3 separate regions of the Mus musculus genome follow, and all the other regions are linked to region 2. Evidence: chromatin loops called from intact Hi-C (ENCODE). Cell type or tissue: heart. All regions are shown on one strand.

Region 1 (8,000 bases), 280 kb after region 2:
GTGGAGGTTGACCTTTGAGATGATAGAAGAAGGTTGTTTGCTTAAGAGCTAACTCTGTAGCTATCTGTCCTTCATTTATTTTGAGACAGCGTCTCACTATGCAGCCATGATGATGTAGACCAGGCTGGCCTTGAACTTGCAGAGATCTCCCTGCTTTTGACTTCTAAGTTATGGGAATTAAAGGAGTGTGCACCTACCTATTAAAAAGGAAGACAGTAGACTTATCTGACACTTGGAGATGCTTTGAAGTCGGAATTTCTGTCTTCTGCTTGGTAACAGCAAGGCTTAAAACAGGGTAAGGTGACCATGGATAGACAGACCTGTGACTGCCATCCTTTCCCACATCTTGCTCCTAGCCTTCACTGCCTGTGGCATCTTAGAGATACTGTATGCTTCATCCACTTAAAGCTCAACTATTACTTTTTCATAACACTTTGGGAGCTAATGTTGGGTGGAGGACCAACTCTTCTAGCTCATCACTGAGATACACTGGGCAGCTGCTGGCCTCTGTGTTTCTGTGTCCTCCTCTGTAAGCTTTTGGCCTCTTGAAGTTGGGAGGAAAACAGTTTGCTGCCTGGTTCTGGCCTATTGCTTATTTTAGATAAAATTTAGATGATACTGTTTTTCTTCAGATATGTGCTTTAGAGAATATTTTGCTGTGTTCTTGTAAATAGATTATGTCATGACTTTCCATGTTACTAATAGTGAAATACATATCCAGTTGTTTTTTTGTTTTTTGTTTTTTGCTTTTTGTTTTTTGTTTTTTCAAGACAGGGTTTCTCTGTGCAGCCCTGGCTGTCCTGGAACTCACTCTGTAGACCAGGCTGGCCTCGAACTCAGAAATCCGCCTGCCTCTGCCTCCCAAGTACGGGATTAAAGGCGTGTGCCACCACTGCCCATATCCAGTTTTATAATGGAAGATGGTTCAAAAAAGAGGGCTTGTGCACATTTTCATAGATGAGTTGTCCTTTTTTGGTAATTATGTATTTATTTGCATATATAAGTAACAATACTATTGAAAGAAAAAGAGGCCCTCACTGTGAGGAGGAGTGGGGCGTGGCGGGCTGGAGGGACACAGGGAGTGACCAGTGATGCATCCGTTTGTGCACATTTTCTCTTTTCCACTTTTATTACAAATAGCTGTTTCGTTTGCTTGGTTTTATTTTGGTCTCACATAATTTATTCTGATTACGGTTTTCCCTCCCTCTATTCCCAGCTCCTCCCCACCCCTCCTCCCATCTAGATCCACTCCTTTTCTGTCTCTCATTAGAAAACAAGTAGGTTTCTAAGGGATAATAATAAAATATAATAAGATAAAACAAAAGCGAACATATCAAATATCTTAGGGTTTCTGTTGCTGTGAACAGACACCTTGACCAAGGCAATGCTTATAAAGGGCAACATTTAATTGAGGCTGGCTTACAGTTCAGAGGTTCAGTCCATTATCATCATGGCAGGAAACATGCCACTATGCAGTTAGACATGGTACTGGAGAAGGAGCTGAGAGTTCTACATCTTGATCCACAGGCATCAGGGGACTACGTATCACACTGGGTGTAGCTTGAGATATATGAGACTTCAAAGCTGCCCTCCATGGTGACACGCTTCCTCCAACAACACACCTCCTAAGAGTGCCACTCCCTAGAGTCTGTGGGAGCCATTTCCCAACACTTTGCATCTGCAGGAAAATTTTTTATTAAGATAGACTTTAGCTTCTAGCTTCTTCTCTAGCTGGGTGCCTGGAAGCTTTACTAAACTGGTTCTTTGGGGTGTTTATAATAAAAATTTCAACTGGTGTATTGTAGACATACTATTTTTTAAATACTATATTATAAATGTATAAACATAAGAAAGTATAAATTATATAAACATAAAGAGAAATCTGTACACTTATGTAGACACATGTGGTGGCCTTGGTGCCGTCTTATGCACGCATAAGATGCTTACCCGCATTGACTGTATCACATGAAGAATTCAGACTCGGACCTGTGGTTTCTAGGGTATACATTTACTTAGCTTATGCTAATAATGTCTTCTAAAACACCACTTCTTATTTCACTAGAAAAATAAGGTGTTGTGTAGATTTCTTTCAGGATCTCACTTAGCTGTCCCGATTCTCCCTCCTCTCTTTCTGGAAGATTGTCAGCTTTTTTCTAATACTCACTCTTGAAGAATACAAGCCACTTGTCTTGCAAAGTGAATATCAAGTTTTGTTTGTTGATGGCTGGATTCAGGCCTTGTACTTTGGGCAGGGATAATTCATGAGATACATGTCAGTGTCCCACTGACTTCAGGGATGGACACAGATCACCTTTTATTGACATAGAATTTGAGTGGTTAGCAGTTCCATGAGAGCCTGGAGTGGCTGCAGTTGGATGATGTCACACTATCTGCAGTACAGATCGACACCTCTAGAGCTCTGGCAGGTCTTCCGGCCTTGGAGTGCCAAGGATGAAGATTTATTCTGTTTAAATAATTCAAATTGTATAAAGTCTTTTGGAAATAGATCCTGCAGATCTTTAACCATTACATTGTTACCCATCATTCCTGACTTGAAAGTCATTCTCCATATCTGAACTAATACATGCTCAAACTGTAGAAGAGTTTGAGATGTAGACAAGTGTAAAAGAAAAGATAGTCCCCCTCTCAATCCCTTTTCTTTCTTTAGGTTTTAACTAACACCCAAGCAGATATTAATAATAATCTAAATAAAGATTGCTTTTTTTGTTTGATGTCACGACATACACATTTTTGTCTGTTATAATCTACTACCCTTCTCAATGGCTGTACTAAGTTGCCTCTTGAACCCAAACCCTAGTTTGCTGAACTGTTTCCTCATCCACTCTTGTGCGTAGACATGTAGCTGTGGGGTGGGCTATTAGGGATAGCAGTGGTGTAGCAGCTGCTCTGGGGTTTCTATGGTAACACTTAGACTAGGAATGGCTCCAGGGTTTTTAATGACAGCTACAGCAAGTGAAAGATGCAGAAATGTCAACATCTCTCTTGTTCTTTTTAGCAATCAAAGGAGTGGTGTTTGGATCCCGGCACTCTTCATTCCATTCTTTCCTCTTTAATCTTTCGGTTTTTAGCTTGAGGTTAGTCTTACTATAACGTAGTCACTAAAAATAGTTGATAGGTCCTTTATGTATAATTATCTTAAATACTGTGGTTATTTGGGGTATGCCCTATTTTTTTATGGTAAATTTTCAAAAACTTACCAATTGGTGGATATTATTTCTGTGTGTGTATGTGTGTGTGTATGTGCATGGGTGTGCAAGTGCAGAAGCCAAAAAATGATGTCCAGTCTCCTGCTTGGTCGCTCTCTGCCTTGTCCCTTTATGAACCAGGAGCTTGGGACACACCTTTTCTTGACCTGCTGGCTGACCAGTGAGGACTAGTGAGGTGTCTGTCTCTGCCCCTTTTAGCCTGGAGGCTACAGGCTCAGCCAAACCCAGCCTTTACATGGTTGCTGAGGACCAGCGCTCAGGTCCTCATGCAGACTCAGCAAGTGTTCTTCCCCAGGAGCCATCTCTGCAGCCCCGCTGAGGTTTTTATTATTACTTAAGATTTTCCTCCTTTATTTTCATTTCATGTACGTGAATGTTTATTACAGTGATAGCAAAGTGAGCCGGAGTGAGAAATAGCAGGAAAGGAGACTTGGGCTTTTAGGGCTGGGAGACTGCAGTAGGTCGCTAGAGGTATAGAGAAGGAGCTGCTTAGTAAAGCGTGTTCATTCGGACCAGTCATGTTTCTGCCTGCTGGTGTAGGGCGGACTCTCTTCCTCTGGAGCAGGCTGAAGGGATTTCTACTTTAGGTTTTGGTAGAAAGGAGAAGGTGGAGACCTTGTCCTGAATCTGTTGATCTTTAATGCCTTGACCTCAAAATAGTCACTGGGCAACAGTGGCATGTTTAAAGGTGGTGTGTGTGTTTTGTTCTCCTTTATGAATTTGTGTGTTGTGTGTGTGTTTTAGGTTAATTTGGCTAAAAATACTATGTAAACTCTTGTGTGCTTTATATTACACACGTTTGTTTTTTGTGTGTTGAATCTTAAATTGTATTTTAGATTTTTCTTTAAGAATTCTTTAACATTTAAGAAGTATAGTTTCTATGTTTGCTTTACTAAGTTTAAGATTTCATTTTTCATTCTGGAGAGATGCCTTAGTGGTTAAGAGCACTGACTGCTCTTCCAGAGGTCCTGAGTTCAATTCCTAGAAACCATGTGGTGGCTCACAATCATCTGTAATGGGATCCGATGCCCTCTTCTGGCGTGTCTGAGGACAGTGACAGTGTACTCATATGGTAAAATAAATACATCTTAAAGAAGATCTCACTTCCTCCTAATACAGGTTCCTGTTTTTGAGGGCCAGGGAACGGCTTTAGAGGGTAGTGGATGCTTGATATGTGTGCGCCTTGGCCTCCCTGATGTGTCCCTTGCACGATAAAGATATAAAGAAAGGAAAGATTGCTTTCCGAGTCAATCACATTCATACTGCCTGCTCTGAAGAGGCTCCTCAAGGCCAGCTGAGACATTGTCTTTAGAGAGGAAGGGATTTGGGAGGAGTTTTAACCAATGCCGACCATTGGATGTGTGGGTTCCTTTTTAATGTAGCAAGTGTTGGCCTACTTTGTTCCATCTTTATTTTTAAACTTCTTCTCTCTGTGGAGTTGAGGAACATGTTTTAGAGTTTCTTGAGTACATAAGTTCCAAGAAATGGAATTTGCTAATTGGCATCAGTATTGCTTGTGGATTGGGCTGTGTTTAAGACATTTTAAAGCCATGTTGGAGAAATATAATTTAAGTCTTCCAACACAGACATTCTCGGCATAGAGGTAGAAGAAAAAGGAAACAGTTTCATTTTTGAATAACATTAAACTAGGCTGATATGCATCGAGGACCATTCTGAAGACAGCAGGGATATGATCCTTACACACTTAAATAGTGTCTATGAATCCAAACCCAGAAAGTAGAAGCAAGGAGGTTCTAAGAATTGATGTGAGCAGATACGCTAAGATAGCTCTGAATGTGAGCAGGTCAGGGACAGTGGTGACCATGGAGCAAACCGTTTATAACAGGGCAGTTGGGAAACTACAGATTCCTTTGTGGGGAAACTTGTGTTGGAGCTGAAAGCCGGTACTACAAAACAGGACCTCTGTGACCAATAGAAAGGAAGAAAAGAATGTATACACTGAGCTGTGAGCCGTGCTACCATTAATGAGACTCTGGCCTCTTGCCATACACCTTATGTCTGGTATACCACATAAATGATTATCTGTTCTGGGTCCTGCAGTCAACAGGGATCCCAGGTGCCCGTTGCTGACCACAGGCGTTAGACTTTTCTCAGCAGTTGTCAGCTTTATGTTGAAAGCGTTTTCTTTTTCTTTATTTTTCATAGTGGTTTGTAGTCCATTCCATTTCTGTCCTCAAAGTAAACTTTCTAGTGTTCTGGCTTGGTGATTACAGGACAGGTTCATAAATAGGAATCAGATGACGTATTAGGCCTATCTCCTCCTGGAAGCTAGTTGTTTCCTTCCTTGTAATAGTTCAGAGATAGTGCTTGGACTCTGAAGGAAACCTTCTGTAGTTAGTGCACTGGAGGCTCGACTTTCCACACGCTGCAGAAGGAGAAGGGAATTCTGAAAAAAACAAAGGAAAAGGGGTTTCTTCTGATTTCAACAGATCAGTTTACAAAACCTGTAATTGTTTGCACCCTGTGCCAAGTGATCATCTCAAGTGGTCACTTGGACGCCCTGGCTGGTGTTAGGTTGTCTAGATTTGCTTGCTGTCTGTGTTCCGATCTCCCATAGCACTTCTGTCATAGGGAACTTTTCAGTGCTAACAAGTTTGACTGCCTGTTAATGCTGTACTGTTCATACTGAGTCTCCCCTCTCTCTTGCTTACTGGGGCTTTATGGAAGTTGCACCTTAGGAGCTCAGGAGTAGGATTAGTAGGAAGGACTTCTGTAAAGTTAGTAGTGACAGAGACTCTGGGATTCTTTTAATGTGCTTTGAAAGGTCATACCAGGAAGTCGTAGTTGCTGCAAGCTTTGGACTGCAAGGGCTGTCTCTTTGCACCCCAAAGGATACAGCCTTCGCTAATTGGGTGCTAATGGGAGCTTGCTTCTTTCTTTCTTTCTTTCTTTCTTTCTTTCTTTCTTTCTTTCTTTCTTTCTTTCTTTCTTTCTTTCTTTCGTATATGTAAGTACACTGTAGCTGTCTTCTGACACTCCAGAAGAGGGAGTCAGATCTCATTACGGGTGGTTGTGAGCCACCATGTGGTTGCTGGGATTTGAACTCTGGACCTTCAGAAGAGCAGTCGGGTGCTCTTACCCGCTGAGCCATCTCACCAGCCCTCTAATGGGAGCTTCTTGTTTGTATTAAAACCTAGTATCATTTGCAGCTTGTCAAGTCACCTCAAACTCCCAGAGAGATTTGTAGCCATCAATCACGAAGGGTCAAAGTCCCAAGCCCTTCTTCGTGTACATGAAGCAACATCCTAATATCTCAGACCATGACAATAGGAAAAGAGACATGACCACAGTAAAGCAGGCCCAAAAGAGTTGTCCATGCTAATGAGCTTACTAGAGTCCCGCAGGGCTTAACCAAGAAGCTTCTGTTCACAGACATTCCTCCCTGCAGGCCCACCCTGAGAAGTGGGGGTATGGTTTTACATATCTACATCCCACCCTGACAATCTTAAAGGGACCTACAAGACAGAATTTTGTAGATTTGTAATATCGTATCAATTAAAATTAGATAAAGACTTACTAATGTTTATTACCAACATAAGTCACTATTCTATACTTGTCTGATGGACTTTCTACCTGTATACAGATTGCCTAGTAGTGTAACTAGATAACTAGATAATCCTATACTGGTTGACTTGAATTTTGGCTAGAGCATTGCTAGAAACAGGCAGGCATGAAACAGACTAGTGCTGTTTACTGCTCTAGAGGCAGTACCTGGGAGGGTGAAGCTGATACATGAGGTAGACCATGTCTCATGCAATAACCAGCTTTATTCAGAGCATCAGACAGTTCATACTCTAAGGGTTAAGAAGGGTCAGTCATATGAGTAAGGTGCTCAGTCACAGGACAAGCCACACATGGCAAAGACATGGGTTTTTTCCCCCATAGAGGCATGTAAACAAATAACAATAGCCAGTTGTTTTAAACACTCTAAAGTGAGCTCACTCCTATTTGCTACACCTAGGAGGTCATGAAAACACGTTCTAAGAACAACCTTTGTTATGGAGTAACAGAGATTGTAAGACTTGTCTTGTTTACATGGAGTTTTCTCACAAGCTCTCAGACGTTTTCTTCACACAGCTTTGTTCATGGTACGTGTTCCTACAGCTCATGCTGGCGTGCATGGTCTCTGCATCTTACTGGGTGGCATATAAAATGTGATGAAAATCTAGTGAATAGCCGGATTACAGTAGTGCACGCCTTTAATTCCAACACTCAGAGGCAGACACCAGCCCAGTGCACATAGTGAGTTACAGAACAGCCAGGGTTACACAGAGAAGCCCTGTCTTGGAAAAATAAAATCTGGTGAAGGATGAGGTAGCCTTAGGAGACAGACAGACAGACAGAGGCTGGGAGGCAAGAAGCACGGGGTGCTGAAGAGTGTGGTGTTCAGCAGGCTTACAGGCAGGTGGGGTGGGGGGGGAATCTGTCGTGCTCTGCCAAGTGCTTTCCCTCCTGTCTGACTGAACTTGCTTCGTTTTCACAGTTGTATTAGAGTGAAATGCTAATTTTAACAGCTAGTTCTTTCAGTCATGTCTTTTAGTAAATAATTTTATGAAGGATTTTATTCTGATGTTAAATATAAAAAGATTATTAAGTAGCTAATTTGTGAAGTCAATTTCTTAACATTGTTTTTTTGTTGTTGTTGTTAAAAAAATGAGTTGTGTCTTCTAAAATACTCTCTCTGATTGCTTTTAGGTTGCCTAGGGTATGCATAAATACAGACTTGGAAACTCTGAAAGAACTTAGAGTCAG
Region 2 (8,000 bases):
TGGGTAAAACAACATCATAATTAAACTGCAAAAGTTCACCTTGGCAATATGTGACTCGGGCATGTCACAGTGTCTCTCTTTCCCTGCGTTCAGATGAGGTCCTGCTTCCATTCCAAACCCCGTGAGGCCAGTGGGAACAATGACTGAGTCTTTTGTGTCTCAGCCCCACACCAGCCAGGGTGGGGACTGTGGAGCTGAGTGGTCTCCAGCTCCCACCCCCTTTCCTTCTGACACAACTAGTGCTACCACCTGATACCCTTTACAGTAACCAGCTTTTAGAAGAGGGGAGGATGGCTCAGTGGTTAAGAGCACTGGCTGCTCTTCTAGAGATCCTGAGTTCAATTCCCAGCACCCACCTTGTAGCTCACAACTTTCTGTTACGCTGGTTCCAGGCAACGTCTGTGGACACAGACACGCACACAGGCAAAACACTGGTACACCATAAGCAAAAATTACACCAGGTGACACGTGCCTGGCCCTGCTGCCCAGAGCTTTGAAGGTGCTGCCCTAAGAGAAAAGTGGCTCTCTGGGTTACAGGGGTGGAGCCTCCAGTAAAGATGGCTCTTGGGACCCAGAAACCCACAACCTGAGCTGAAGCCTGACCCACCCCCGTGTGACACTTAACAACAGAGCATCAGCTCAGCCCCCGCCATTAACCGAATGCCCAGACAACACCTACAGGCATGTGGAAACCAGGCAGAGCCAGTCTTTCCAAGAGGTGGCAATGCCTTTGAATTTTGACTACCTTTCTCTCCAACACAGCTAATTTATATTTTATTTTCGACTTGGTTATGGTTTCATTTTTGTTACGTTTCTTGAGATAGCCTTGCCATTAGAGCCTTAGTCAGGCCTAAAATGAGATCGTGCCGTAGCTTCCTTGAAGGCTGGGATTACAGGTGTGTCCTACCATGCCTTGAAGCCTTTTGTAAGTACTTAACTGATCTTAGTTGTGGATAACCTAGTCCCTACATCAGAGATTCTGGCTGGCACAGGCTCTCCTTGCTTTGTCTGATCCAGGAGTGACTGGGTACATGGAGATAGATGGTATGTTGCAATTGGATTAGGTCAATCTAGGATAGACCACGGAGAAGGTATATGTTGTGAAGAGCTAGAGTGCTGTCCTGGGATTTGGAGTGTGGGGGTGTGGTCCTGGGTTCTAGTCCTAAGGATACCGAGTATTGAGTTTTCATCATTGAATTTTCCCACACTTGTATTTTCTCTCCTTGTGTTTTGAGAATGGCCACTGGAGGTTGTGTATATTTCAAGCTTTTGTCAGAGTGGTGTGGAGTTGTAAGGCTGTCTGCTGTGTTTCCCTCCTCCCAAGCAGTTGCCTCAGTGTGAGTTTGTCCTGTGTACGTATTGTGAGTTTTGTTCTCCAGACAGCTTTTGTGTACACAAATCCGTTTGAACCTTACATGAAGCCTAGGGTGCAAGGTGTGGTGGTGTGTGTCTGTCCTCTCAGCAGCACTGTTCCTGCGTCCAAAATGCCAGAGTTACTTATAGGCAGGAACCACCACACCCAACCTTATATGTCTTAAAGTTGTACAACTGTCCGACTTTGTTTTATTGAGAAACTTACTATACACCGAGTGTAAAAGGAAAGGTTTCCTGTAAAGTTAAATTAATTAAATGGTGTGTTTGCAGCTGTCGGGGAGCCACCATTGCTTTCACGCCAGCACTGTACTGCTTCTCGCTTGGGGAGCTCCAGACCAAGGAGAAGGGGGTGGGGTAGTGGTAAAACACCCAGGAAACAACTGGCTTCAAAAGCCGCTCACACGCGTGCGCCCTCTACTGGACGGTGAAGAAACCTCGTCGTCACAGGCCCAGTACTGTGGCACTCTGAAATCAGCCGCTATCAGAAGTCAACAGAACTGAACTGCTGACTCGCAAGCTCCCCTTTCAGCGTCTGGTGCAAGAAATTGCTCAGGATTTCAAAACAGATCTGCGCTTCCAGAGTGCAGATACTGGTGCTGAGCAGGAGGCAAGTGAGGCCTATCGGGTTGGCCTTTGGGAAGATACCAATCTGTGTGCTATCCATGCCAAACATGTAAATCTCCAAAAGATATCCAGCTACACACGCAGAGAACATGCTTAAGAGTCCACTATGGGGCTGGAGAGATGGCTCAGTGGTGAGGGGCACTGACTGCTCGTCCATGAGTCCTGAGTTCCCAGAAACCACATGGTGGCTCACAACCATCTGTAATGACATCTGATGCCCTCTTCTGGTGTGTCCGAAGACAGCAACAGTGTATTCATATACATAAATAAATAAATCATTTTTTTAAAAAAGAATAGGTTAAAAAAAGTACTCTATGAGAGGAAAAATTTCATTCTCAAAATAAAAAATTTTTTTCCTCTTCTTCCTGTTATCAGTAGTTCTGAATGTTAGATAATTTTTCCATGGGATCAAAGGTACCCAAGTATATGATTGGGGGGTGGAAACATAGGGGACAGAATCAGGTATTGGTAGCTTCTCCACATTCATGTGTGAGCTTTTAATATAAATTCAAGATGTAAAGCATTAATGCAAGCAAAATGTTTCAGTGAACACGTTTTCAACAGTTCAACTTTATAACAATTTTAAATAAACCTGTTAGATTTTTCTGAACAATGCCAGCATTCGGATTTTTAAAACATAAGTAAATTTATATTGACAGAAACTAAATGGTGTTTGTGACATTTTTATCATCCAGTAGAGTTCATCCATTCACTATACCTTCTGAGTTGCCCTGTGTACAAGTTTTTAATATTGTCTGTCCTCTGCTTTTCCTATAAGTTTGCTATTAAAACACATTAAACTCTCTCTATATGAATTAATTCATATATACATATATATATATAACAAATATATACATATATGTATGTATCTATATATATAATTCATATATACATGTATATGTATATACTATTATATATGAATTAAATGGTACAAGAATTAAGTGAGCACAATGGCTCAGTGGCTAAAGGGCCTGCAACCAAGCTTGGTGACCTGAGTTCCACCACCAGGTCGCACACAGGGGAAGGAGCAAGCTGACCCCACAAATCCTTCTCCCCTACCGCCTGTTTAATATGCAGTGCTGTTTTGCTGTCTGGGGTTGGATTTGGCTTTTAACAGCAGATAGTTTCTGTCACTCATTACCTCCCAAAGACTTGTGAGGAGATGCCTAGACCACAAAAACAAGGAGCCAGTCAGTATCACGGGGCCAAGGGCCCCTCTGATAGTCTCAGCCACAAGAACACGTGTTCTCTTCTGAGGAGTGACGGCCTCTGACTCCTGCTGAGTCAGAATTTCACTCAGCATTTCCCAAACCATTGAGGCTGGATAATTTCATGCTTTCAAACCATCACTATCACGAGAGTCCACTGCACACAGGACTCCCGTCGCCAAGAAAGCAGTTACCGCAGGGTTCCGCCAGGGCGGCCTGGGCTAGAGATGGGGAGGTGGAACTTCCCATTCTCCCTTTCAGAAGACGATTAGGAAAAGGGTCTTTAAAACTGGCTCTTTTTCTGACTGTTTACCCAGAAGGATAACACTTGTTAACTCTGAATGCTGTATTTTTGAAAGTGTAGCTGGTAGATACAAAATTCCAAAGGATTTTAATTTAAACACACAAAAAAACTATTCTGCTTTTCAAAAATGCAAAGTAAGCTTTTTTTTTTTTTTTTGCAAAGGCCTCACTGGCAAGTTGGGAACCTTTATTGTCTCAGGGTGAAGTTAGCACTTGTGGGTGAGTGGGTGCCTTCTTCTCTAGGTGCCTAGGTGGACTGAGCCCAGCCTTCCTGTGACTTTTTTGTGAAGCCATGGTTGTGTGAGTTAGTTCTACTCTGACCCTCCCATCCATCCGCACATCTGCCTTCACACAGCACAGCTGCTGCCCTGAGATAATTCATACGAGTGCTAGGCTATCTAGGGAAGCAGATAAGATCCTGTCAGTCTCCTCTGTGTGTGTGTGTGTGTGTGTGTGTGTGTGTCCCACACACACACGCCCTCAAGCGCCTTGGAACTGACCTGTAACTCATTGTGATCCTCCTGCAGCAGCCTCCTGAGTTCTACCATTAAAGGTGTGCAGGACTACCCCCGGCTTTAATAAGAAGAATTCTCTTGAAGAAATTGTTTCTTGTGGAAAAAAAAAAAAATTAAGAGTCTTCATTTCAAGAGGTGGGAGTGGGGGGAGGAAGAACTGAGCATTTTAGTGAGTCTCCTGTCTTATCCTGTAAGGCCAGCAGGGGGCACTAGCTTGTCATCTACAGAAGCTGGAGCCCTGCTGATAATGTAGTCTGGGAATCGGTAAGTGGCCCAGATTTGTGCTTTCCCCTAGTGCCAGAACCTATCCTATGGAGTAGTTAACTCACGTGCTTTCTATTAGAGTCACAAAATGGCATATATAACGGGGTCATTGGGAGACTTAAAAGTTGACAGATAGTCTGAGATACTAAAAGGGGTACACGAGGCTCGGTTGGTAGAATGTTTACTTAGCAAGCAGGAATTTCTGAATTCAGTTCCCAACACTGCAGGACATGGGGTGTGATGGTGAATGCCTGTAATCCCAGCACTCAGGCGGTGGAGGCAGAAAGATGAGAATTCAAGGTCATCCTTGGTTATATACTGAGTTCCAGCCAGCCTGAAGTAGGTGAGACCCCTGCCATCCTCACCTCCACTCCCCTCAACCAAAACGAAGCAGAAAAGAACATTCTGGAAGCATTGGGTATAAACGAGGAGGATCCTGGGGTACTGGTCTGCCTGGGCTGACTAGAGACCTGCTTCAAAAAAAAAATATGAATGAGCAAACACATTTCAAGAGGATGGATGCTTGGTTCCCTCACAATGCCGGAGGAACAGTTTTGTAGACAGCCCTCCTGCAGTCCGTGGTCAGTACCTTGGGATACCGGTCATCAGGTGTGAGGGACTGAGTGCTGCCCGCATGGAGTCCTTTTCCTAACTGAACCACAGCAGGTTTGTTGAGACAATAGTAGACGTGATGGAGACCCACCCACTAAGAGATATAGAGACCACCATCAGCCTGAGCAGTCCAGCACCAATCCCACACAGTCGCAGGCACTAAAGAACATGAGCATGACCCTCGATGGCTGCTTGGCCCTCTCTTCTCAGAAATGTGTGTTCTCCTCCTATGTATTTCCTATGCTTCGCCCATTCCCCTGTGGGTTCCCAGGCAGAAATGGTTGTGTAGCCTGGTGCCTTCACACTGTTCCTGGCCTGTAGGGTCTGCTCAGTACATAATTCTAACATAAGGGACAGGAAACACCGTAAATAATTCAGGACAGTGCCTCTACAAGTCTCAAAGTATGAAACTCAAAATATAGTACCCCTCTCCCAGAGGATGCCTGAGACCACAAATAGAACTGAATCCTGTATACATACTATGTTTTTACATCCATGTGTTACCTGTGATTAAAGTCAACTTATAAATGAACTGAAGGAAGAACAGTAGCAACAATAATAGCAACAAGACCGTGATAGCAACACTGTAGCTATAGTTCTACCACTGTGGTCCCTCCACACATTTCTGCCTTCTCCAGGAAGAACTCTACAGCTTCTCTTTGGCATATTCAAGTTGCCAACATCCCCGGGACTCTGAGGACACAAGTAAGACAGGGTGACATAAACACAGGGGTTGCCATACCCAGCGGGAGACCTGAAGACCAGCATAGCCACTAACCGGCTCACAGGCAGGTAGCGCATACCGTGTGAATACTCTAGACTGGCAGTGGATACTCTAGGCGGGCAGCGCATACCGTGTGGATACGCTAGGCGGGCAACACATACCGTGTGGATACGCTAGGCGGACAGCGCATACCGTGTGGACACTCTAGGCGGGCAGCGCATACCGTGTGGATACTCTAGGCGGGCAGCGCATACCGTGTGGATACTCTAGGCAGGTAGCGCATACCGTGTGGATACTCTAGGCAGGTAGTGCATACCGTGTGGATACGCTAGGCGGGCAGCGCATACCGTGTGGATACTCTAGGCGGGCAGCGCATACCGTGTGGATACTCTAGGCAGGTAGTGCATACCGTGTGGATACTCTAGGCAGGTAGTGCATACCGTGTGGACACTCTAGGCGGGCAGCGCATACTGTGTGGATACTCTAGGCGGGCAGCGCATACCGTGTGGATACTCTAGGCAGGTAGTGCATACCGTGTGGATACGCTAGGCGGGCAGCGCATACCGTGTGGATACTCTAGGCGGGCAGCGCATACCGTGTGGATACTCTAGGCGGGTAGTGCATACCGTGTGGATACTCTAGGCGGGTAGTGCATACCGTGTGGACACTCTAGGCAGGCAGCGCATACCGTGTGGATACTCTAGGCGGGCAGCGCATACCGTGTGGATACTCTAGGCAGGTAGTGCATACCGTGTGGATACGCTAGGCGGGCAGCGCATACCGTGTGGATACGCTAGGCGGGCAACACATACCGTGTGGATACGCTAGGCGGGCAGCGCATACCGTGTGGACACTCTAGGCGGGCAGCGCATACCGTGTGGATACTCTAGGCAGGCAGTGCATACCGTGTGGATACTCTAGGTGGGCAGCGCATATAGTGTGGATACTCTAGGCAGGCAGTGCATATGGTGTGGATACACTGAGCAAAGCATGATTCACTTTCCCCGCACGCCGAGTTGGATGCCGAGCAGCTGCAAGCTGCTGAGGAGGAGTTTGCCTTGAACTCTTGGCTGCTCACTGGTAACTGAAACTGTGGCAAACCAAACTGCTCCTCAGCAAAGGTTCCGGTGCTGACCATAGATGCCACAGAAAGAGACAAAGCACCTGTGTGCCTGGGGTTCTGGGGTGAGGCGTCTGCTTTGCATGCAAAAGGCCCTCACTTCAAGTCCCAGACTCACAGCTCCTGCCGCCATGCTAGATAGGACATTAGGAGGAAAACTACCCTGTCCAGTCCTGAACACCTCACAGTCGTGCAATGACACATGCAAGAATGTCACTAAGAACTGGCAGGAACTAGGGTGAGGGGACCTGACAGAAACACTTCAAGGGGCCAGAGAAAGCTCAGGGGATGACACTGAGGCTGCCACTCAAGAGAGTCTCCATGGAAGAGGGAAGAAAAACCTGGCAGGCGGTGGTGGCGCACGCCTTTAATCCCAGCACTTGGGAGGCTGAGGCAGACCTGGCTCGGAGTCTGATAGGGAATCTTTCCTTAGGAGAGAAGATCCTAGAAAGCCTCGCTCCCCAGTCAGGAGAGCACTTGGTTGGAACTCTGAGCATGGACTGGAGGCAGCTGAACCCACAGAGCAGCCAGCGAGCCCGACTGACTGTAAGTGAGGCAGCACTATTCCAGTCTGGGGTGGGGGAGGGGCCATGGGAGGAGATCAGAAACCCTGCAGAAAGGAAAGGCGCCATCTGTGATTGTCTGGTTGGAGGTTATGGTGAGCCCTGCTGGCTGCTTGCTAACTCGGGGGAAATGGAAGGAAGATGGGCTGTCACAAGACTTCTGTACATCGAGATTCTCAAGGCACCTGAGGGACACCTAAATCATCAGGCTACAGCTGAAAGAGGAGAGTGTTTCCACGACTGCCTGTACCATAAAATTACTTTGAATAATAACAGAGGTAGGCGTGGGCCTCGAGAGAAAAGCCAGACAAGGGTAAAACCCTGGGTCTGTGTGCTTGTGGAAGGACAGCCATGAAGATTGAAAAGGAGGAAGGAAAGAAGACAGAGATGGGAAATGTCCAAGCCACAGCAAGGCCAGGTGAGGGCCCAGGCTTCCTGCTTTGGGCCGTGAGGGAAGTGTGACCGGAGACTGATTCCTGACCACTGGTGGCCGCTTGCCCTTTCAGTTCGGGAAAGAGTTGGGAGGAATTTGCCACCTTGTCTCCCAGCTGTGAGTGGCCCCTGTGTGTGAGCCTGTGTTTGTTCTAAAGCATCTAGAGAGCCTGTGAAGTAAGCAGAGGGCCCCACCATTTTCCCCACGCATGTCAATAGCAAGCAAGAATCTGCACAAGATTGAAGAAGTGGCCTTCCTGC
Region 3 (8,000 bases), 270 kb after region 2:
CAGGATGATAGTGTATGCCTTTATTTTCAGTGCTCAGAAGGCAGAGGCAGGCAGATCTCTGTGAGTTCAAGGAGAACATGGTCTACTTAGTAAGTTAAAGATCTGTCTCAAAAACAAGAGCAAGAACAAGAATAAGATTAGCCTGGTTTTCCAGAACACAGAGCCTGAGTCCAAGCCTGTGTGATAAGACTCCATCTTCAGGCAAAGGGCGGCCAGAGGCAAGCGGGGGTGGGGGTGGGGGGTGGGGTGGGGAAGCAGATGGACAGTGTGAAGAATATGTGCTGCACATCTGCTAGTCTCTGCACACTCAAGATGCACACTCAAGGTGGCCTACTTCTCCTTCCACTATCTTGTTCTCTTTGTATTTTTAAGGGTTTTTTGTTTTGTTTTGTTTTGTTTTGTTTTATACATTTATTGTTGTAGGGGGTGATGCACACACACACACATTCACATACATGTATAGAGTGACTGAAAGAGAGAAGCAGACACAGACAGAGGAAGTCAGAGGTCAATTTATGGAGGCAATTCTCTCTTCCCAACACGTGGGTGCTGGGGATCAAACTCAGCAACAAGCACTTTAACTGCCAAGCTTCTCATCAGCCCCATGTTGTTGTGGATGGCACTGTTCTTGTGAACCAATCCCCTATGAATAAAGGAGCCAATCACTGGGCGAGTAGGCGGGACTTCCGGGTTGGATGGAGGAAGAAGAGGCGGGGGAGAGCGTTAGAGTCTTTTTGGACGGGAAAAGCCCAAGGACAAGATGTAGCTAGAGCTTCCAGGTATCATGGCAGATCCGGCAGGATTAGCCACCAGAGGAATCAGATGTTAATAAGACTTACAAGATTAGGTTTTAGTTATTTTGCCCAGAGATTGAGTTACCATTGTTTCTGAACCAAGTCTTTGTAGCGTTTTCCTTCACATGGCCGTTCAACTGGGTTCAAGAGAGAAAGGTACTGCGGCAAAGCATGGGTTTGCCAGATGTGCACCACAAAGGCTGTGAAGGATTTGAAGCTGGTGCTGGCATGGTAGCGACCGGCCAGTGGGAATTTAGCAAGCTCGTTGGAGACATTTTGGGAGCTTCAGGCCAGAGAGTCTCCATGAGATAAACACAGGTCAGCCATTGCCAGGACAGAGAGTTGCCGGCACAAGTGCAGGAACATTCCAGTACTTTTAAAATATTTTCCCCAATACCATGTGTTAAATCTAATTCTGGTGTCATGACCCTTCACCAGCCTCCTTCATGCTGCACAGAGCCTGCTCCCTGTTTAGCTGGAGAAAGTTAGAAATCACAACCTATGGGGCTGTGTTAAGGAGAAGGATGGGTAGGAAATACGTTAGACAATCCTGCATGCAGGGAAGCCAGAGCCAGGATCCAGCTCTGCGCAATCCTGCTTGACAGTCTTGCTGTGGGCAGGAAGGTCATGGCTCAGGAAACTGCAAATGGGAAGATAGGGTGACATTTGTCTCTCTAGTATCTGTGGTTATCTTCAGGTTTGATTTCAGCCGCATGTGACAGGCAACTCAAATATCAATTGCTCAACTGATGGAAAATTCAGGAAAGGGCTGGAGCTAGAGCTCTGTTGATAGTGCTTACACACAAGTCCCTGGTTCAATTCCCTAGCTCTGCTTAAACAAGTGCAGTGGTCATGCCTTGTCATTCCAGCACTTGAGACGTACAGACAGGAGGATCAGAAGTTCCAGGTCATCTTTGGCTATATTGTGAGTTTAAGGCCAGCCTGGACTTCATGAGACTTTTTCTTAGAAAAAAAGAGCTAGGGTGATGGCTCGGATGCTGAGTAAGCAGGAAGACCCACGTAGGTTTGCAGGAAGACCCACACATTTGTAATCCTAGCACCGTGGGTTGCAGGCATGGACAGAGAGAGCTATATCCCTGGAGCTCAATGACCCAGCCAATGTAGACTATCAGTGGGCTCTGGGTTCAGCTGAGAGACTTACCTCAAAATATAAGGTGGAGGGAGATAGTGGAAGACACCTGGGGTCAACTTCTGGCCTCTACATTGCAAGCACAAACATGTGCATATGCACTACACATACATATAGAAAAAGAGAAATGGGGGCTGGCGAGATGGCTCAGCGAGTAAGAGCACTGACTGCTCTACCGAAGGTCCTGAGTTCAAATCCCAGCAAACACGTGGTGGCTCACAACCACCCGTAATGAGATCTGACACCCTCTTCTGGTGTGTCTGAAGACAGCTGCTGTGTACTTGATTATAATAATAAATAAATCTTTGGGCCTGAGTGAGCAGGGCCAACTGGAGGGAGTGGGGTTGACCATAGCAAGCAGAGGCCCTAATAAAGGCTCACAACTATCTGTACAGCTACAGTGTACTCATTTACATAAAATAAAATAGATTAGCCTTTGAAAAGAGAAACAATATGGAAAGTCTCTTTTTCACCTCGGTCTGGAGAGGCCTTCAGGCTTGAGTCATCTCGAAGCTGACCCTTCCTTCCTGCTGGCCTTGGATCTCTTGTGGCTGTGTTGTCTCTCTACTGTGGTTCCTATCCCTGTGGTCCAAAATGGAGGCGGTGTATTTAGACATCTCATCACTGTCCCCACGTGAGCCACCACTGCAAGCGTCTAAGAAGGACCACACAGCATATCTTGCCACTGACCACAGCTACCAGCAGGAAAGCAACGGTCCTCTGGCTGGTCACGGGGCTGAGTGGGTTGTTTGGAAGATTGAGGTATGAGCCTCTCCCTGTTTTACAAATACCCGTGAGACCGACTTGAAGGTGTGCCTTACTCACTTTCCTATTGCTGTGAAGACACCATGGTAGGCAGAAATATTTTGCAACCTACTTTTAATAAAAGTTCAACCTCTCCTTTAGCCCACTACCCAGCAGAAGTAGTGGAAGAGAAAAGTTATTAGGATATGGGGAAGTAGACCTGTTCAGCAATAGTTCTTTGGGAGCAAGCTTGATCTTCTTTGGCAGCAGTTCAGTTCCATAGCAAACACCAGATGCGACTCAGCAGCTTCCCAGCAGTCCTCTAGGCTGGCAGACAGCACATGGGAACTGGCAGCTACAGTCCAGTCCTCTCAGCAGGCAGACACTAGGCATGAACCAGCAGCGGTAGGTCAGTCAGTCCTGAAGAAACCTCGAGGCTCGGCCATCAGCTTGAGGCTTGGCCGCTGAAGCAGTAAGCTAATCCAGAAACCTCACGAGCAGTTTTTTGAGTTACTCTCAATGGCAGCATTACCACTAGTGAGTTCAACTATGTAAGGCAAATCAATACATGCATGTCGTTAGGGAAGGATAGCAAGGCAGAGCAAGCCAAACCGTGCTCAGTGCTCGTCTTCCACTGCCTGAGGAGTTGTATTAATACCCTTTCATCACAGGTCCTTCCATGTGTCTGCATATCAAAACATCCTTTCACCTGTGCCTGCTTCAGGAAAACATTCTTTTCCCATGTCTGCTTTAGCAAGACATCCTTTTTCCTGTGTGCCCCAGCAAAACATCATTTGACATAACTAACTTTCCAAAGAAACTAGAAGTTTCTGCTTTACACCATGATCAAGGCAACTCTCAGAAGAAAAAAGTATATTTGGTGCCTACAGTTCAGAAGGTGAGTTTCTGACTGGCACGGCTGGGAGCATGACCTCAGGTAGCCAAGGCGCTGAAGCAGTAGCTGAGAACTTACATCCCGACTTGATCCACAGGCACCGGGCAAGGAAAGCTCAGTGTGGACTCTTGAAAGTTCAAAGCCTACCGCTCTCAGTTACACACCTCCTCCAACAGAGCCAAACCTCATGATCCTTGCCAAACATTTCCACCAACTAAAGACCAAGCATTCAAACACATGAGCCTACTGGGCTGTTATTCAAACTGCCACAAGGTGGGGGAATCTATTTTGACTCCCAGTCTCGGAAGAGCCAGCCTCTGTTCTGCCTCTAGCTGGATGGTTCCGTTGCTGAAGCCTGAACATCATGAGAGAGATCTCGTGATAGGGTACAGCAGTTCAGTTCATGGCGGGTAAGAGGCAGAGAGACTGGGGGGAGGGGCAGGGCACAGACATTCCTCAAAGGCACAGCCCCAGTGACCTACTTCCTCCAGTGGGGCCCCGCCTCCTGACATTTCGGCCCCTCCTAGTAATATCACCAATTATGAATCGACCAGTAGATTAATCTATTGGTGAAGTAAGTCAGAGCCTGCAGGATCCCATTGTGTTCCATAAGCCACCTGTGTGACCACTATTTGTCTGGGGACCATGCCTTCGGGATGTGAACTCTTGGGGGAATGGATACTTCAACCATAATAAGAAGTACAGTTTGTGACAGCAGCAAGCATCTTGAGTGGCTCTTGCCTAGGTTCTAATGGTCAGAGGTTGGGCCAACCATGGCAGCTGGCTCCCTCAGCCCACAGGCCTTCTGGTTGGGTTTTGGAGACAGAGGTCAGAAGGAAGGAAAGTCTACCTTCCCTAGGATGGAGCACACTAGGGGTCTGGGGAGGGGACTGAGACATGAGGGTGTGCCTGATGTGTGTGCTGAGTATTCTTCCAGGTGCCAGTCTGTGCAGCGCATAACCCTGACAAATGGCGGGCACTGTGTCCTCCCGAAAGAGACAAAGCTTAGAAAAAACCAAGGGGTGGAGATGAAGGAGCAGAGCTGTAGGGAAACTGAGGCTCCAGGATTTTACTGGCGTGTTCTCGTGCTCCCGGAGTCCCTTCAGGTGGTCTCAAAGCAATGAGACCCAAGGGGTTTGAGGCTGATCCTGGGAAGGCATCGCCTACACCCCCGAGGAGAAAGCTGGCTACCAGGTACAGATCTGAAGTTCTTTTCTTGGAGAGAAGGAGACCACAGGACTTCCAGTGTCCCCAGCTCAGCGATCTGCTCTGAATTTCAGAGGCCTCCGAATGACTTCAGCTTCTCCAAGCTCAGTTCCTGCCAGCCTTGCCACAGCCCCACTGTGTGAAGGAAGATGAGCCGTGTGAAAGGGACTCAAGCGTCAGTAAAATGTCACCACCCTGTCTGTCCACATTAAAGCTCCTTTTCCCCTGGAGTTCAACCCCACCCCCACCCTCCCTGGACTTTACTGAGCCGCCTCTGCCATAACAGAACTGGGAAATGTCCCTAGTGGCCTTGGGTTTCCTAGACTGACAGTAAATTCCCTACATGGCATAGCAAAAGAGGCTGCAAGAAGACAGCTAGGAAGCCACAGGCCAGCAGTTTCAGAATCCGTGTGACGGGTCAACCTGTCTTGCTCGGCTAAAGAGTGGCCTATCTGCAACGACCAGAGAAAGCCCTAGAGTTTGAGGTGTGTGTGTGTGTGTGCGTGCACCTGTGTGTGCATGTGTGGGGAAATAGTGTTTACACTATTGGTGCTGTGTTGTACATAGTTGGTGTGCTTAAACTGTCTACTCTGTCCCTGGGGACTGTGGGAAGATTCCAGATATCCATGTGAGGAGATAACTGTCACCCTCTGAGGAGAGTGTAGCTGGGAGCCTGGGCTGGATCTGGGTCCATCTGGAGGAAAAAAATCCCCCAAATGGATAAGAGCCCATGGAACCGTCTTCATTCAAACCAGATTATATAACAGAGTCACAAAGCACTTGACATATTGGTCCTTCAGTGCCATGGAAGCCCCATTCCCAGTGCCACACAGGACAACGTATTCAGGGCTCCTGCCCTGTATGAGGTATTGGGAGAAGTCTGATTTGGCTCAGTCCTGTCTGGTACCCTGATGCTGGTGGAAGACGCCATCCTACTGAAGTGATATGTTCTTTTTTTTCCAGTGTAACAGCTAGACAAAAATCTCTACGTGTTTGGCACCAGCGTCTCTCTCTGGCAGAAAGCATTCTTCAAGGACTGAGTAAACCTACCGTCTAGGGCTGTGGCCAGGAGAAGGCCCCCATTGGCTTAGTCTCATACAGCCTTTCCCACTACAATTTCCTAAAGAAAACGAGGAGGCCCAGCAAGGTGGGCACAGGCCTGTCCTGCCTTCTGCCCCCATTGAGAGCAAACTGAAAATGCTTCCATGAAACAGGCGTGGAGGAATGGACTTGGAGAAGTGACTTAGCCATCATATCTAGTTAATAATCACCCCGCTTGCCTTAAAACAAAAACAAAATCCACACTTTCCCTTCGGAAGGTAGCAAGAGTATATCGATCCAGTAAATGCCTCCTAAAGTGGGGTTTTGTTGCTATGACAACAGAAATACCCTTTTTCATCAAGCCCTTCGACTCCACTTAGACTGGGAAGCCCGCATTTGTAGTTTCTCCTGATGGGCTTTGTGGTTTCGAAAGCCTCCTGCCAACTCAGCAGCTTCAATACAGTTATTAATATTTTTAAGCGTTTGAGTGTTTTGCCTGTGTGCATGGTCTGTGTGTGCCTGGTTTCCTCAGAGGCAAAAGAAAAAAAAAAGTTGTCAAATCCCTGGACCTGTAGTTATGTATGGCTTGCAGCCACCACATGGATGCTGGGAATCGAACCCAGGTCCTCTACACGAGCAGTCAATGCTTTACCCACTGAGGCACCTCTCCAGCCGTTTGAGCAACTTTGTGTTTATTCGCTGCCTACATTCATTTACTGTTCATCTGCTCACATTCTGTACCTGGGTTGTTTATTGCTAAGCTTTTAAAATCATAAAAATATAATTTACAGAGACTAGCCATTTTTAGATAGGCATTTGGAGAACACCCTTTTCAAATGTGTGGCTTTTCTTTTGATTTTCTTAACAGTGTCTTTTTACAGATAATGGAAGTTTTAAATTGTGAGGTATCTAATCCAAGTCTAACTATTTTGCCTTACCATCTTAGTTAGAAATGGTTTTATATTTTGTCTATGATACGTTCAGTTGGTTTTTGTACGTAGGCTTTTTTTTTTTTTTTTTTTTTTTTTGGCCTATTAGGTATTGTGATGGTTAATCCTGTCACTTGGTCCTTAAATTATCTAACCATTGGGCAGGTCTGTGATGGTATTTCCTGGAAGGACAGATAAGTGGTGGTGATCTTCCCCTGGAGTCGGCAGCAGTGGGCCAGCCTCTGTTCCTCCTTGCTGGTGAGGGCCTCTACCCTATAGTGGAACTGCTGCCATCAAGACATCCTGAAGCTATGCCATTGACCAAGAATGGATTTGAACTTAGGACCTCTGGAAGAGGTCAGTGCTCTTAACTGCTGAGCCATCTCTCCAGCCTGAAGGAACATTTCCTTATGAACCCCTACCATAGCTACACTTCCAACTTGAAACTTAGAAAACTTGACAAGACTGAGGCTGTGACTCTAGTGGGATGTGTCTGTTATCTCCTCCCATGACAGCTGACTTCATCTGGGTGAGATAGCATCTGCTGGATCACTCTCTTGTAAAGTTATCATTTTTCAAAGAATTCGTAGAGAGATGCTTTGAACCTGAGTTAAGATCTCTCATTCCTCGTTCAATGTTTATCCATCAGATTTAGTAAACATAATTGCCAAATAGATCATTGCTCTGACACAACTCCTTGTAAACTTATTCTGCGGTAAGGAAGAGCTCTCTCTCCTCCTCAGTTATTATTTTTGGATCAGTGTGGAGTCCTGAATATCTGATGGAAAAATCAAAGTTAGCTCACAGAAAATGCACTGCACGGTGCATTGTGCCACTGCTTAATGTGGCTTGAAACATCAGCTCTGAGATTCCAAACAAAATGAGGACTCTAGTTCTTCTACGAGTTTAGATCCCCAGATCAAGAACAAACCAGCAAGTGGAGCATGAACAGATAGACCACTGGGATGGAGACGTTCCGAACCCAGAGAGTCCACAAGGGCTGGAACATGGACAATTGTGTAAGTGTCGGGGATGGGGGTGGGGAATCACTGGGGGTCATGCCTCACCCTATACACTGGATCAATTCTTAGTGTACCAACGCTGAATACGAAATAGTCTCAGCCTGCACATGTGCAACAGAGAGCTGGTGACTCTTGGCAAGCCTGGGGGCTCCTCCACATGCTGTAGACATCTGTTCTCTATGTGTGTGTATTGTATTAAAAGCAAGATGCCGCAACTGT

What was found. A loop is a pair of places that touch in the nucleus more often than their neighbours do. Peaks named below come from ENCODE experiments on the same cell type or tissue, not always from the same donor. Only the 100,000 strongest peaks of a DNase experiment are listed, where the experiment ranks them.
Region 1: a loop joins it to region 2, with 3 times the contacts of the local background. A loop is called at or near these places in 18 of 42 quality-filtered maps.
Region 3: a loop joins it to region 2, with 3 times the contacts of the local background. A loop is called at or near these places in 16 of 42 quality-filtered maps.

Annotation. Positions count from the first base shown.
Region 1 is chr12:104,738,792-104,746,791 of GRCm38, reverse strand. The region is part of intron 1 of Dicer1 (dicer 1, ribonuclease type III); the gene reads left to right. Among named protein-coding and RNA genes, the nearest start is that of Dicer1, 9.2 kb to the left of the region's middle. In heart, CTCF peaks have their summits at 2,415 and 4,268 (motif pointing left); a DNase peak (open chromatin) is centred at 4,351.
Region 2 is chr12:105,021,698-105,029,697 of GRCm38, reverse strand. Gm46375 (a long non-coding RNA gene) reads left to right here and starts at 2,942. Exons shown (of 2, transcript XR_003950255.1): 1 at 2,942-7,290. In heart, CTCF peaks have their summits at 1,794 (motif pointing left) and 4,224 (motif pointing right); DNase peaks (open chromatin) are centred at 1,787, 4,238 and 7,804; H3K27ac peaks cover 215 bases.
Region 3 is chr12:104,754,250-104,762,249 of GRCm38, reverse strand. No RefSeq gene overlaps it. Among named protein-coding and RNA genes, the nearest start is that of Dicer1, 6.3 kb to the right of the region's middle. In heart, no CTCF peak of the experiment used is centred here; no DNase peak of the experiment used is centred here.